2 separate regions of the Homo sapiens genome follow, and region 2 is linked to region 1. Evidence: chromatin contacts called from ENCODE Hi-C or POLR2A ChIA-PET data. All regions are on one chromosome and are shown on one strand. Each heading gives the region's core, a stretch centred on a gene start or an enhancer-like site at or near the end of the contact. The rest is flanking DNA. Distances are from core to core; before and after follow the strand shown. Region 1 has its middle 32 kb from the start of PFKP-DT. Region 2 overlaps PFKP (phosphofructokinase, platelet).

Region 1 (6,688 bases), core at 881-3,380:
ATGAAGCTTTTATAATAAACCACAATTTCAGGCTTATCTCTATTTAAACAGAAGGTATTTGGCTGCCAATCTTTTATTCATGATCTAACTTTACTTCTTTTTTTTTTTTTTTTGAGATGGAGTTTCACTCTGTCACCCAGGCTGGAGTGCAGTGGCACGATCTTGGCTCACTGCAACCTCTGCCTCCCAGGTTCAGGCGATTCTCCTGCCTTAGCCTCCTGAGTAGCTAGGATTACAGGTGTGCGCCACCATGCGTGGCTAATTTTTTAATTTTTTAATTTTTTTTTTTTTTAGTAGAGATGAGGTTTCACCATGTTGGTCAGGCTGGTCTCAAACTCCTGACCTCGTGATCTGCCCACCTTGGCCTCCCAAAGTGCCGGGAATACAGGCATGAGCCACAGTGCCCGGCCCCTTCTCTTATTCTTATGGAATGGCTAAGAAAAGTATATATTTTTAATTTTTCAATATTTGGTACTTGTGGCTACTGTTATCAGCCTCAGTTCTGAAGCCAGGTGGATATTCCAGAGCCGGAAATATCCTAGCCTGTCACATCATTAGGGACACTTCCACTCTCCTGAACTGCTGTTTTCCCACATTTTCCTCCTCCTGTGTTTCCCTAGCCATGAGCTAGTGTATTGTTCACGCATATTTACCATTCCCTGAAGTCCATTTTCTCCTCCTTTCTTGAAGACTTGTTATCTAATGCTCCGAAGGGATATGACCACCATAGATGCCAGCTCATGTGCTCATCCTTCTTGTATTAAATGCACCTTCTTATTGTGATGCTTTGACATCTTGGGGTCTGTGGACTCTGGAGGAACACCCCTCCCAGGGTTACTCATTCCTGGAGACCAAACAACTCACCTTTCGGATGCAAACCAACCAATCCAGAGGCAATACCCCCAACCATCTCTTTCACTGGGCTCTTATGCTCCAAGGCTGCCATCCACCTGCCCTGCACCCCAATGCCAGGTGCCAGACAAGCAGGGATAGCTACCGTGTCCGGAGCCTCTGAACTGATTCAAATCAGCCAACCCCAAGCCTGTCACTCTGCCTCTCCATTCCTTCCCAGGGAAACCACAAGGGAGGCTCTGGCCCATGTTTCTCCCCAACCCCTTCTGCCTCCTGACCTACCGTGGTGCCTCCCCAGGTACCCTCCTGCCAGGCTTGGTGTACACCCTCCTCTTAGACACTGAAAGTAACAAACTACCTTTTAAATGATGGTTGTCTCCTGACATATTGGCTTCACCATGCCTAAATAAGAATAAAAACGTTCATTATAAGACACTTCTCCAACAAGTATTCCTTTCTTTAGTAGGGAAATATGTGCAAACCAAACTAGAAGTATATATGTCACACATTCTGTATGCTGTGGAAACATGGGTACCCTACGAACTATCAAATTCAAACAGAAACATTTAAGGCTAGAGACTGTGTGCCTCTGTATCTTATGCATCGAAATATTTGCTTTGGGAACAAAATGGGTCCTTCTTGCTTAAGGGTTTATAAGATAACATATTCATACAAAATATTCTCCTTTAGCAGGAAGTACCTTACACAGCCATGGCTTCATTATAATGAATGCACAGTATGAGTAATTTGTAAATGCAGAACAATGTTTTTCTTCAGAATCTTACATTTCAAATTTGCTGAAAAATCTCTCTCTGAAGTGGACCATTTCCCTGCACAGATGGTGTTGCACTATGAAGACACAAGTAGCTATCCATCATGGTGTAGGTTGAAACTCTCTTTTGTGATGCTAAGGCAATCATGTCACATAAAATCCTCCACTGAATGCTTCCCATTATACATCTGGTCAGCCAATATGTAAAGGTAATCATGGAGTCTTAGACGTCTTCTCATAATGTTTAACCCGTGTGACATTGAGCTTGAAATGATTAAATGTTCCTGGTAGTACTGGTGTGTGTGTGTATGAGTGTATATGTGTGTGTGAAAGAAAGAGACAGAGAGAGGAGTCTAATGTTATCACAGAAGGCACATCATGGTGCTACTAAAACGAAGGATTCATTTTCAGTTCCTCTTCTCACTAGAAAGTGATTTCCTGGTAAAAGTGAGCCTAAAACACCACCCTCATTGCCATGGTAGAGAGATGAAAACAAACCGCCTACGGGGAACACAGGACAAGTATGCCCGGGTTAGAGAAGCATAATTCCAAAACTACTCAGGGCTGGCAGGGGAGTTACACAGCTCAGCATTCATCCCTGGATATGCAGACCATACCTTGAATAAGTTTATAAGCAACAATTAAATGTTGAAATAAATATCTTGAAAGGAGAAGCAGATATTTCAGGGTGGACGAGGTCTGAGAATTGAGTGGGGTTTAGACAAAAATGTCATCAGCAGAGAGCATTCCTGGCTGATCCAAAGAGAAAGTTCTCACTGATCTTTTTCTGAGAGAAACAGAGTGAATGGGATCAGAATCTACTTAATATCTTTATAGCTCATATTCTATTGACTACTAGGAAACAATTGTTCCAGTATAGTTGTTGTTTTCATGAAGCTTGACTTAAATGAATTGCTTTGAAAATACTGGGTTGACATTATCTAGCAGTGAAGGATGTGGTGTCAAGGAATATAAAACATCAGGTTAAAAACTACCTTAAGAAATTGGTCTTTAAGATTCCTGACTAAGGGTGTTGTGGTACATGAGGTGATATGGTTTGGCTCTGTGTCCCCACCCAAATCTCACCTGGAATTGCAATAATCCCCATGTGTCATGGGAGGGACCTGGTGGGAGGTAATTGAAAAATGGGGGAGGGTTCTTTCCCGTGCTGTTCTCGTGACAGTAAGTCTCACGAGATCTGATGGTTTTATAAAGGGGACGTCCCCCCCACATGCTCTCTTGCCTGCCGCCACATAAGACATGACTTTGCTCCTCATTCAGCTTCCGCCATGATTCTGAGGCCTCCCCAGCGACGTGAAACTGTAAGTCCATTTAACCTCTTTGCTTTATACATTACCCAGTCTTGGGTCTGTCTTTGTTAGCAGTGTGAGAGCAGACGAATACATAAGGATGCTGCTTTATTTTTCACAACCATCGTTACTCAGTCCTAAGTGTTTCTCTTCATCGAATGAAGACAACGTTTGCTTTGGAGAGGGAATGAATTAATGAAGACTCCGAGCTCTTGGAATGAGCTCCGTGAGATGATGCTGAATCCTGATGAATATCTTTTGGTGCTGGGAGTTCTCTCTGGATATGAGGTCCCTATGTTTATAGATAAATTAGGCCCATAAATACTGAGGTGGAAGGAAAGGAAAAGTCCCCCTACAGATGTGTAAATGAATGACTTGACTCAAACTTTTTTTTAAAATTTTTTTTTAAGAAAAGACGCTCCAAGACATAGGAGCAATCAATGTTACTGTTAAAGGAGGGGGCAGGCTTCAATGTTATCGTGAAGGACACTGGAATGTTGCTGTTTATTAATTTTGGGTTGTTTTACTTTTGTAGAAGGGGAAGTTGAGATAGTTGGCATGCAAAGCACATGTTGTCAGCTTTAGCTATTTTAATCGCAGTGAGAAATGGAATTAACTGCTGAACCAAAACCACTGGAGAATAATTAGGGTCACTATTTTTCCTGAATCATGGATTTCCTAATCTTCAGAAGACTCGGGCATTTTGACTCATTTGACTACTTCAGTTTCCTCAAATTTTCTTATTAAAACTATTTAAAATAATATAGCAATAAAGAGGAACTTCCAACAATACCTCTTCACTGTATCTCAGCGTCTACTTTGTTGAACAAGAATACCATGAATGTCTGACCTTTACATCGTTGAAACTTTTTTCTAAAAATCAGTCATGCTTGATCCAGAAGATAATTTATATCCTTAAAGTCTCCTTTCACAAGAGTTCTGTGGGTGCACTGAGGAACACAAGGCTTTATCTATTATAGAAGGTAAAAGAATGTCCACGAACAACCTTTTGTTCTCCCAAGTTGGTCACCTTTACTAATTACATCCAGCAAGTCCTGGGCAGATCCTAATATGACCTAACTTAGAATCCTATTGGTCAGTCTGGGGATCTTCTCCTAAAGAAGTTTGGTACTGGCAAATACTAGGTCTCAGTAACATGATCCCAATGTGAGCATTGTCTCTTGTACTGACATTTCTATTTTACTGATTTTTTTTTTGTAAGTGTTGTGCTGTGTGCCAGGCACCACGCCAAGCCCTTTAGCATTTCTAATTTACGTAATCATCCTAATAACCTCATGAGGAAAGTGCCATAGTGTTCCCACTCACTGGACAAGGACACTGAGAGAGACGCCATCTGCCTATTTGTCCATGGCACCAGGGCTGTGCCTCCCTGGGCTCGTGGGCCATGGGCTGCAGCACAGCCTCTGCTGTTATTCTTAAGGACCTCTTGATATGCAGTCAGTTTTCTATTTCTTTCTTTTTTTTTTTTTGGTTTGTTTGTTTTTGAGACGGAGTCTCACTCTGTCACCCAGGCTGGAGTGTAGTGACATGATCATGGCTCACTGCAACCTCCACCTCCTGGGTTCAAGCGATTCTCCTGTCTCAGCCTCCCGGGTAGCTGGAACTACAGGCACACACCACCACACCTGGCTAATTTTTGCATTTTTAATAGAGACGGGGTTTCAGCATGTTGGCCAGGCTGGTCTCGAACTCCTGACCTCAAGTGATGCGCCTGCCTCGGCCTCCCAGAGTGCCAGGATTACAGGTGTGAGCCACCTGCCTGATCTGGTTTTATATTTCTAAATGTAATAGAACGTAATTTCTGGATAAAGAGTTTGGGCTGTTGAGCCAGATTTGGGTTTGAATTGAGCTCAGCTGCTTATTAGCTGGGCGAAGTTCAGAAACATGGTCACTTTCCTTTGAGTCTTTGTCTTATCTGTGACATAAAAATAAGTCAACCTGTAGGGATAATGACATAATTAGAAAAAAATACACCAAACACTACAGATGGCACCTGACTCTTAGTAGCACTTGGTAGGACCTATTTAATAATGATCGATTAAATATTAATAATAAGGCAAACAGGGATAGAAAAAATGTGGCTACAAACAAGAGACCTGGAAATCACCACCCCATCCACAAACAATTGGGTCAATAATTGAATGCTGTTTTGTTTTCCAATCCTACCAGCTTCAATAAATATAGACTGCCGTATCTCTATGCATCAGACATGTCCATCCTTTGGTTGAGCGAGACACAGGGTGAGTGAGTCTTACTGCATTTACTTTTCCCCCCTGTAACATGTAATCGGTCTCTTGTTTTCTCGAATTGATCAGTTTCAGAATGGCTTCCAAGATATTCATGGAATAACAAACTATTTATTGGTGGCAGAAATATCGTATCCTCAGCCTTCAATGGGCTCAAAGGAAAAAACACCTGCTCCTTAAGTCTCCATGGGCTCAGCTCTTGATCACCGGCTTCTTGAACAACAGTCCCATCTGTGTGGCGGTCCTGATGTTGTATTTTATATTTTATTAAAATACACAGGTGATACGCACTCGCAGGTGCATACATGTCCTATCCTGGTCTGTGATTTTTCTGTCCAAGATGGTGGCTGTTGTACCCTTGATTTTCTGAAGTCACCAGCACACAGCCTCAGTGCCAGTGGTCATCAGCCGTGTTATCAGCTTTCAGGTATGAATTGCCATCACTTTATTGTTTTCTTACTTGGCATGCTTTTTTTTTCAATAGTTTTTGGGGTAGAAGTAGTTTTGTTTACACATTTTTTAGTGGAGATTCCTGAGATTTTAGTGCACCTGTCACCCAAGCAGTATACACTGTACCCAAGGTGTAGTCTTTTATCCCTCAGACCCCAACCTTCCCCCCCGCCGAGTCCCCAAAGTCCATCATATCATTCGTATGTCTTTGCATCCTCATAGCTTAGCTCCCACTTATAAGGGAGAGCATACGATATTTGGTTTTCCATTCCTGAGTTACTTCACTTAGAATAATGGCTTCCAGCTCCATCTGAGTTGCTGCAAAAGACATTATTTTATTCCATTTAATGGCTGATAACATTCCACAATGTATATATACCACATTTTCTGCATCCACTCATTGGTCGACGGGCACTTAGGTTGGTTCTGTATCTTTGCTATTGTGAATTGTGCTGCCATAAACATGCATGTGCAAGAGTCTTTTTCATAGAATGACTTCTTTTCCTTTGGGTAGATACCGAGCAGTAGGATTGCTGGATAGAATGGTAGTTCTACTTTTAGTTCTTTAAGAAATCTCCATACTGTTTTCCATAGTAGTTGTATTAATTTACATTCCCACCAGCATGTAAAGGTGTTCCTTCTTCACCATATCCATGAAGACATCCATTGTTTTTTGACATTTTAATCATGGCCATTCTTGCGGGAGTAACATGGTATCTCATTGTGGTTTTGATTTTCATTTTCCTGATGATTAGGGATGTTGAGCATTTTTAATGTGTTTATTGGCTGTATATCTTCTTTTGAGAAATGTCTATTCACGTCTTTTGCCCACTTTTTGATGGAATTATTTGTTTTTTTCTTATTTGTTTGAGTACCTTGTAGATTCTGGATACTAGTCCTTCGTTGGATGCTTAGTTTGTGAATATTTTGTGGGTTTATTCTGCTGATGGTGTCTTTTGCTGTGCAGAAGCTTTTTAGTTTAATTAAGTTTCATTTGTTTACTTGTGTTTTTGTTATATTTGCTTTTGGGGTCTTAG
Region 2 (6,541 bases), core at 287-2,786, 55 kb before region 1:
ATATTTGTGGGGTACATGTGAGTATCTGTTGCATGCACAGAACCTGTAATGACCAAATTAGGGTACTGGGGTGTCTGTCACCCTGGGTATTTTTAACTTCAACCCATTCAGAACATTTCCAGTCCTCTCCCCCAGCTGCTCTGAAATACATTAATATAATACGCTGTTGCTAACACAGCCAGCCTACTCCGCTATCAACACTGGAACCTACTCCTATCTAAGCATATGTTTGCACCCATCCACCTCTCTGCATCCCCTCCTGTCCACACCCCCTTCCCAGCCTCTGCTATCTACATCCTCCTCTCTACCTCCACGAGACCAACTAAAGAAGGGAAGCATGATGCCAATCAATTCATTGATAAGTTAATGGTTTGTTTATTGGTATAGTAAGTCAAGCTGTAATGCTCAGGGCTGAAACAAGGGAAGCTAAGATCACATGCTGATATTTCAAGCTCAGAAGGGTTGGCCAGTCTGGGTGCAGGGACAGGGCTGCTGACCGGGGGCCATGGGGAGATGGAGACCCTCGGGCACCTGAGCTAAGCTTGGGGGCCGGTGGCGGGGGTCAGGTGGCACAGGCTCCATGGCAGCACATCTGGGAAGACCAGAGGCTGGATGCTGATGCTGTACCAACACCCTTTATCCTTTCAACATAAAAAGGCATCACTTATCTGACACCTTTTGAATGTGTTATTTTTAATCATGGAAAAAACTAGCGATAAAATGATCAGAATTATTCCTAGCCTTTCTTTAGGGTGTGGACTATGACAAAGACAGCTCTGATATTGTTTACAAACAGCTGTCTAGAGCAGAACCAAACTTTAAAACAAACAAAAAATTAAGATAAAAGACTTTTTTCTTTTTCTTTTTTGACACAGTCTCGCTCTGTCACCCAGGCTGGAATGCAGTGGCGCAATCTAGGTTCACTGCAACCTCCACCTCCTGAGTTCAAGCCTCAGCCTTCCAAGGATTACACCACGCCCAGCTACCTGTTGTGTTCTTAGTAGAGACGGAGTTTCGTCATGTTGGCCGCGCTGGTCTTTAACTCCTGACCTCAAAGGATCCATCCGCCTCAGCCTCCCAAAGTACTGGGACTACAAGTATGAGCCACGGTGCTCGGCAAGAATCTTAAGTGAGTCATATTTGAAGAGCTATAATAATATGAACAATTTCTGAAATCTGCAGAAGAATATTCAACAACAGGATATGAAATTCATGAATGAAACCAAATGCAAGGAGCCGACTGTTTCCTGCAGACACAGTGGCAGCCCTGGATTAACCAACTGACTCGCCCCAGCTTGGTTTGGACCCACCAGAGCCAGGGTAGTTTACCCTGGGCATGGCCTTTGGGTCAAAGCATCTGATATACTTAGTATCATCATCTCCAAGAAGCTAAAGCCATTTGTAGGCTTCTAAGGAAAAACCTTAGCTTAAGAGAAAAAAGAAAGAAGCAACAATTGGTTCACCAGGTAGAAAGGAATGGGTTAACTGGCAAACCCTCCCCGAGTCTCCCTGGAATGCAGCCCAAGGCTTGGCATGCTTCACACGTAGGCTTGGCCCAGGTTTATAGGAGCTCAAGCAGCGGCCAGACAGCAGAGGTCCCTCGATGAAGGCCAGGCTTTCAGCAGAAACGCCACTGTTCCCAGGTTAATACTTTCTTCACACATGCACTACTGAAGGAAAAAACAAACCCCTTTAATTAATAGTAACCTGTTTAACTGTCCTGGTCTGTTGGTAACCCAGAGAGCTCTAGGTTAGAAACTAGAGTATAGGTGAAAAAAATCTGTTGGATAAATTACTGAGTCATCCTTAAAAAAATAAAACATAATATCCCCTCAATTTGAGCCCAAATAGGTCTAGAACAGCGGTCCCCCAAAAGAGTGATTTTCCCCCCATAGGACGTTCGCCGATGTTGGAGATACTGTAAGGACATCTTTGACTGTCATGACTATGGGGTAGGTGGACACAGGGGTGCTGCTCCGCATCCTGAGAGTCAAAGGACCGCCCACCAAGAATTGCCCACCCCAGATGCCATCGCCCTGACACTCAGAGAGAAGCCCAGCCTGTGGGTATGACGCAGAGACCAGGCCGGGGAGGGGGCTGAGCCTCTTCAGTGCAGAGCCATCTGTGAATAGATGTGTTCAGGTGCAGACCCCGTTTCCCTACCTGGCCACACACCCATGGAGTCAAAGGCATGCGCGTCTCATCCCTGAAAAGCAGTCAAACAGCTCCTCTGCCCCGTTAGTCTCAGACTTTTCCAAGTCCTTTCTACCAGGGAGACAGGAGGGCAAACACCATTTCTACTGCACAGATGAGCACACAGAAATGAAAGGTTGATTTATGCATCCACAGTCACTGCAGTACGTCCTGCAGGCCCACGATGGCTCACCCAAAACCCAGGTCTGAGAGGCAGGCCAGGACTCAGAAGACTTGGGATTTTAAAAAGCAGGTTTTCTAATGGCTTAAAAATATTCCATTGCGTATATACGCCACATTTTATCCACGCACCCACTGATGGCCACTTAGACTGATTCCACATCTTGATACACAATGGAATATTATTCAGCCAATAAAAAAGAATGAATCCTGTCATTCTGAGCAACATGGATGGAACAGGCAGAAATTAGGTGAAATAAGCCAGGCACAGAAAGACAAATACTGCAATCTCTTACTCATACATTTAAGCTTAAATAAAAAATTGATCTCATGAAGACAGAGTTAGGATTGATCTCGTGGAGACAGAGAACAGAATGATGGTTACCAGAGGCTGGGAAAAGTAGAAGGAAGCAGGGGTGTAAAGAAGGATGGTTAATGGGTAAAAAACAGTTTGAGATAGAAGGAATAAAATCCAGGGATGAGTGATACTATGGAGCGACTACAGTTAATAATGTATAATAATGTTTAATAATATATAATAATGTTATACATAATGTATAACATTGTATACGATATGTATAATACATATATAATTCATATTATACATAATGTATAATAATATATACATAATATATATTCAAAATAATATTTCAAAATAACTAAAAGAGTAAAATTGGAGTGTTCCTAACACAAAGAGATGATTGTTCTTGAGGTGATGGATATGCTACTTACCCTGATTTTATCATGATGCATTGCATGCTTGTATGAGACTATGACATGCATAGAACTCCCCCACAAGCCAGCAGCCCCACTGCTGGGCATATACCCCGAGAAAGGGAATCGGCAGAAAGAGACCTCCGCACTCCTACATTCACTCCCCATCACAACAGCCCAGTGTGGAATCAGCGCCCGTCAGCGGATAAATGGACAAAGAAAACGTGGTGCACGCCCACAACACAACACCGTTCACCCATAAAGGAGAAAACCCCATCATTTGTGGCAATGGGGATGAAAGTGCTTTACTGTTAAGTGAAATAAGCCAGGCATATGGGCGTGGTGGTTCATGCTTGTAATCCCGGCACTTTGGGAGGCCCAGGAGGGCAGGATCACCTGAGGTCAGGAGTTTGAGACCAGCCTGGCCAACATGGTGAAACCCCATCTCTACTAAAAATAAAAAAATTTAGCCAGGCGTGGTGGTGGGTGCCTGTAATCCCAGCTACTCAGGAGGCTGAGGCAGGAGAATCGCTTGAACCCGGGAGGCAGAGGTTGCAGTGAGCGAAGACTGGGCCATTGCACTCCAGCCTGGGCAACAGAGCAAAACTCTGTATGGAAAAAGAAATAAGAAATAAGCCAGGCATAAAAAGAGAAACATTGCCTGTTCTCACTCATACGTGGGAGCTAACAGAGTTGATCTCATAGAGACGAGAACTGCAATTATCAGAGGTATGGAAGGGGAGGGGTGGGGAAAAGCAAGGATAAAAGGGAAGAAGACTATATTTCTGAACTCTATGCCCACAAATAGTAAAGATGGTAAATGATATATGCATATTTTACTTCAATAAAATAAATTTTAAAAAAATCACATGTACCCCATAAATAGGTACAACTATTATGTATCCATAATAATTAAAAATAAAAAATGTTTTAAAAAGCAGTGAGTGTTACTGCACCCATACTCTGGGCCCTTGGGAGTGCACGGCATCAAACCCACCCCTGCAAAGAGAGGTGGGAGCCGTCACCTCGGCTGGGTGACGGGATCACCCCCAGGCAACGCGCTCCAGGTCAGCCGGGGCTTTGCTGCCCAGTTAGGAAAACACTCACAGATTTTAGTGTGTTTTCTATCTTAGAATTAAAGACTTGGAACCACCCCAAATGCCCATCAGTGATAGACTGGATTAAGAAAATGTGGCACATATACACCATGGAATACCATGCAGCCATTAAAAAAGGATGAGTTCATGTCCTTTGTAGGGACATGGATGAAGCTGGAAACCATTATTCTCAGCAAACTATCGCAAGGACAAAAAACCAAACACCACATGTTCTCACTCATAGGTGGGAATTGAACAATGAGAACACATGGACACAGGAAGGGGAACATCACACACCGGGGCCTGTTGTGGGGTGGGGGGAGGGGGGAGGGATAGCATTAGGAGATATACCTAATGTAAATGACGAGTTAATGGGTGCAGCAAACCAACATGGCACATGTATACATAGGTAACAAACCTGCACGTTGTGCACATGTACCCTAGAACTTAAAGTATAATGTAAAAAAAAAAAAAAAAAAAAAAGAATGAAAGATACAGGATTTTTATATCTGTAACAGCAAAATGATGATACCATAAATGGATTCAACATTTATTGCTACAGCTGGTTATAGAACCCACCACTCATACAAAGTCCTGGCGGTCTGAGGGTCCATGAGAATTTATGTTCCCAAGACGCCCAGAGGTAGGTGCCTGGGCTACACTGGAGGAAGGTGAAGAAATGGACCCGTTCACTAGGATTTCCCACCTTCTGGGGCAGGTGGGGAGGGTGCCAGAGAGGAAATTTGGGCTCAAATGAGCTGATCCCCAGGCTGCTCCTATCTTCCTCAGTAAGATAATTCCAAAAGCCTGATCATTCTTTGTGCCAAAATTCATAAACAGTCCATTCAGCTCTGCTCCTAGACAGCTTCGAAGGTGCCACTTACTATAAAAGTTATCATAAAAATTAGAATTCCCCCAAAACACCATTTGCACACAAGGATTTATTTTGGCCACATCTCAGCAGAAGAATTGCAGAAATTCCGTGAATTTCCCTAAAGGAAATGAGATCTCAGAGTCAGAACCCCTCCTTCCCCACCGAGGGCAGGGGCAGGAAGAGGCGCTGTCCCCGCCAGACAAGGTTGTCCAGACCTCGTCCAGACAGCACCTGCGGCCATGGAGTCACATGGATGGGCCTCAGAGCCCCAGCCCTCCCAGCTGAGACAGAGAGAACATATGGGTTTTACCTCCCAAGAAAGCCCAGGGCCTCTGAGCCAGGTGAGGTGCCTCACACCTGTAATCCCAGCACTTTGGGAGGCCAAGGCAGGTGAATCACTTGAGGTCAGCAGTTCAAGACCAGCCTGGCCAACATGTTGAAACCCCGTCTCTACCAAAAATACAAAAATTAGCCAGGCACGTAATCCCAGCTACTCAGGAGGCTGAGGCAGGAGAATCGCTTGAACCTGGGAGGTGGAGGTTGCAGTGAGCTGAGATCACACCACTGCACTCCAGCCTGGGCGACACAGGGCAAGACTCTGTCTCAAAAACAAACAAACATCAGAGAAAGCCCAGGGCCTCTGGGGTAGGCCTCCCAGTGTGTTCCATACCAACTCCTTAATTCTGGTACATACCACACAGACAGCAGGCACAGGTCTGAGGACATCTGAATCCCACCAGGAAACAGACGGGCGACTACAGCACACAGTGACCAATAAAAATCAGACACCCGACAATCGCCACAAAAACACAACCCTTACATCAAGAGAGATTAAAGTGGGCCAGGGACTGCATCCAAGATTAGGCCCTCACACTCCCCTCGGCCTCACTCCCCACCCCTCCCCAGCTAACAACATTCAAACCAAACACAGTGTGCGCTTGGTTTAGTGCAGGGTCCCTCGGCCTTGTTTCTACCAACATTTGGGTCTGGACCATTCTTTGTGGGGTGTGGTCCTGTCCATCGTAGGATGTGCGGTAGCATCACTGGCCTCTCCCCAGTACATTCCAGGGGCAATCCTTTCAATAATGGCACAATCAAAAAATGCCTCCAAACACTGGTAAACGTCCTAAGGGGGTAAATCACTCCCTACTCCCGGCTAGAGGCCAGGGGTCGGGGACCGAACTCTGTTCCTGGCCCTGAACATGCTGAGTGGTGACGCGGAGAAAGTGAACTAAGGTAAGTCAGTTTATCTGTGAAATAAGAGAAGTGATTTCCTTCCTTTCCTCTGCACCCAGAGTCCCTGTGAGTGTTCAGGCCGCCACTTCTGTGAGGGAACTAACTTCCACTCAACACACAACAGCGTCAGGGCCGCGGGAACAGGAGCAGCCGTGAAAATCACAAGGCATCCTGGGAAACATTCTGTGAACTACAAGTCTTCATGAATTTAAAAACATTTTGCGAATTATAACAGAAAAACCTCCTC

Evidence for each region. Hi-C counts contacts between places; a loop is a spot of excess contacts on that map. ChIA-PET counts read pairs that join two places held with the same protein, here RNA polymerase II (POLR2A). Pooled maps may share reads with other maps.
Region 2: a loop to region 1 is called in a pooled map, with 2.7 times the contacts of the local background. The contact joins two enhancer-like sites. A Hi-C loop is called at or near these places in 6 of 168 maps with a recorded cell type or tissue (PC-9, aorta, ascending aorta and 3 more) and 10 of 50 pooled maps. POLR2A ChIA-PET finds 5 or more read pairs at or near these places in 9 of 52 experiments (A549, AG04449, AG04450 and 6 more).

Annotation. Positions count from the first base shown.
Region 1 is chr10:3,031,718-3,038,405 of GRCh38, reverse strand. No RefSeq gene overlaps it. Among named protein-coding and RNA genes, the nearest start is that of PFKP-DT, 32 kb to the left of the region's middle. Within about 2 kb of position 2,130, at least 2 of the 41 ENCODE cell types and tissues checked have a DNase peak (open chromatin) inside an H3K27ac peak, as active enhancers do.
Region 2 is chr10:3,086,111-3,092,651 of GRCh38, reverse strand. The region is part of intron 2 of PFKP (phosphofructokinase, platelet); the gene reads right to left. Among named protein-coding and RNA genes, the nearest start is that of PFKP, 22 kb to the right of the region's middle. RefSeq lists enhancers at 1-247, 1,102-1,301, 782-1,981. Within about 2 kb of position 1,536, at least 20 of the 41 ENCODE cell types and tissues checked have a DNase peak (open chromatin) inside an H3K27ac peak, as active enhancers do.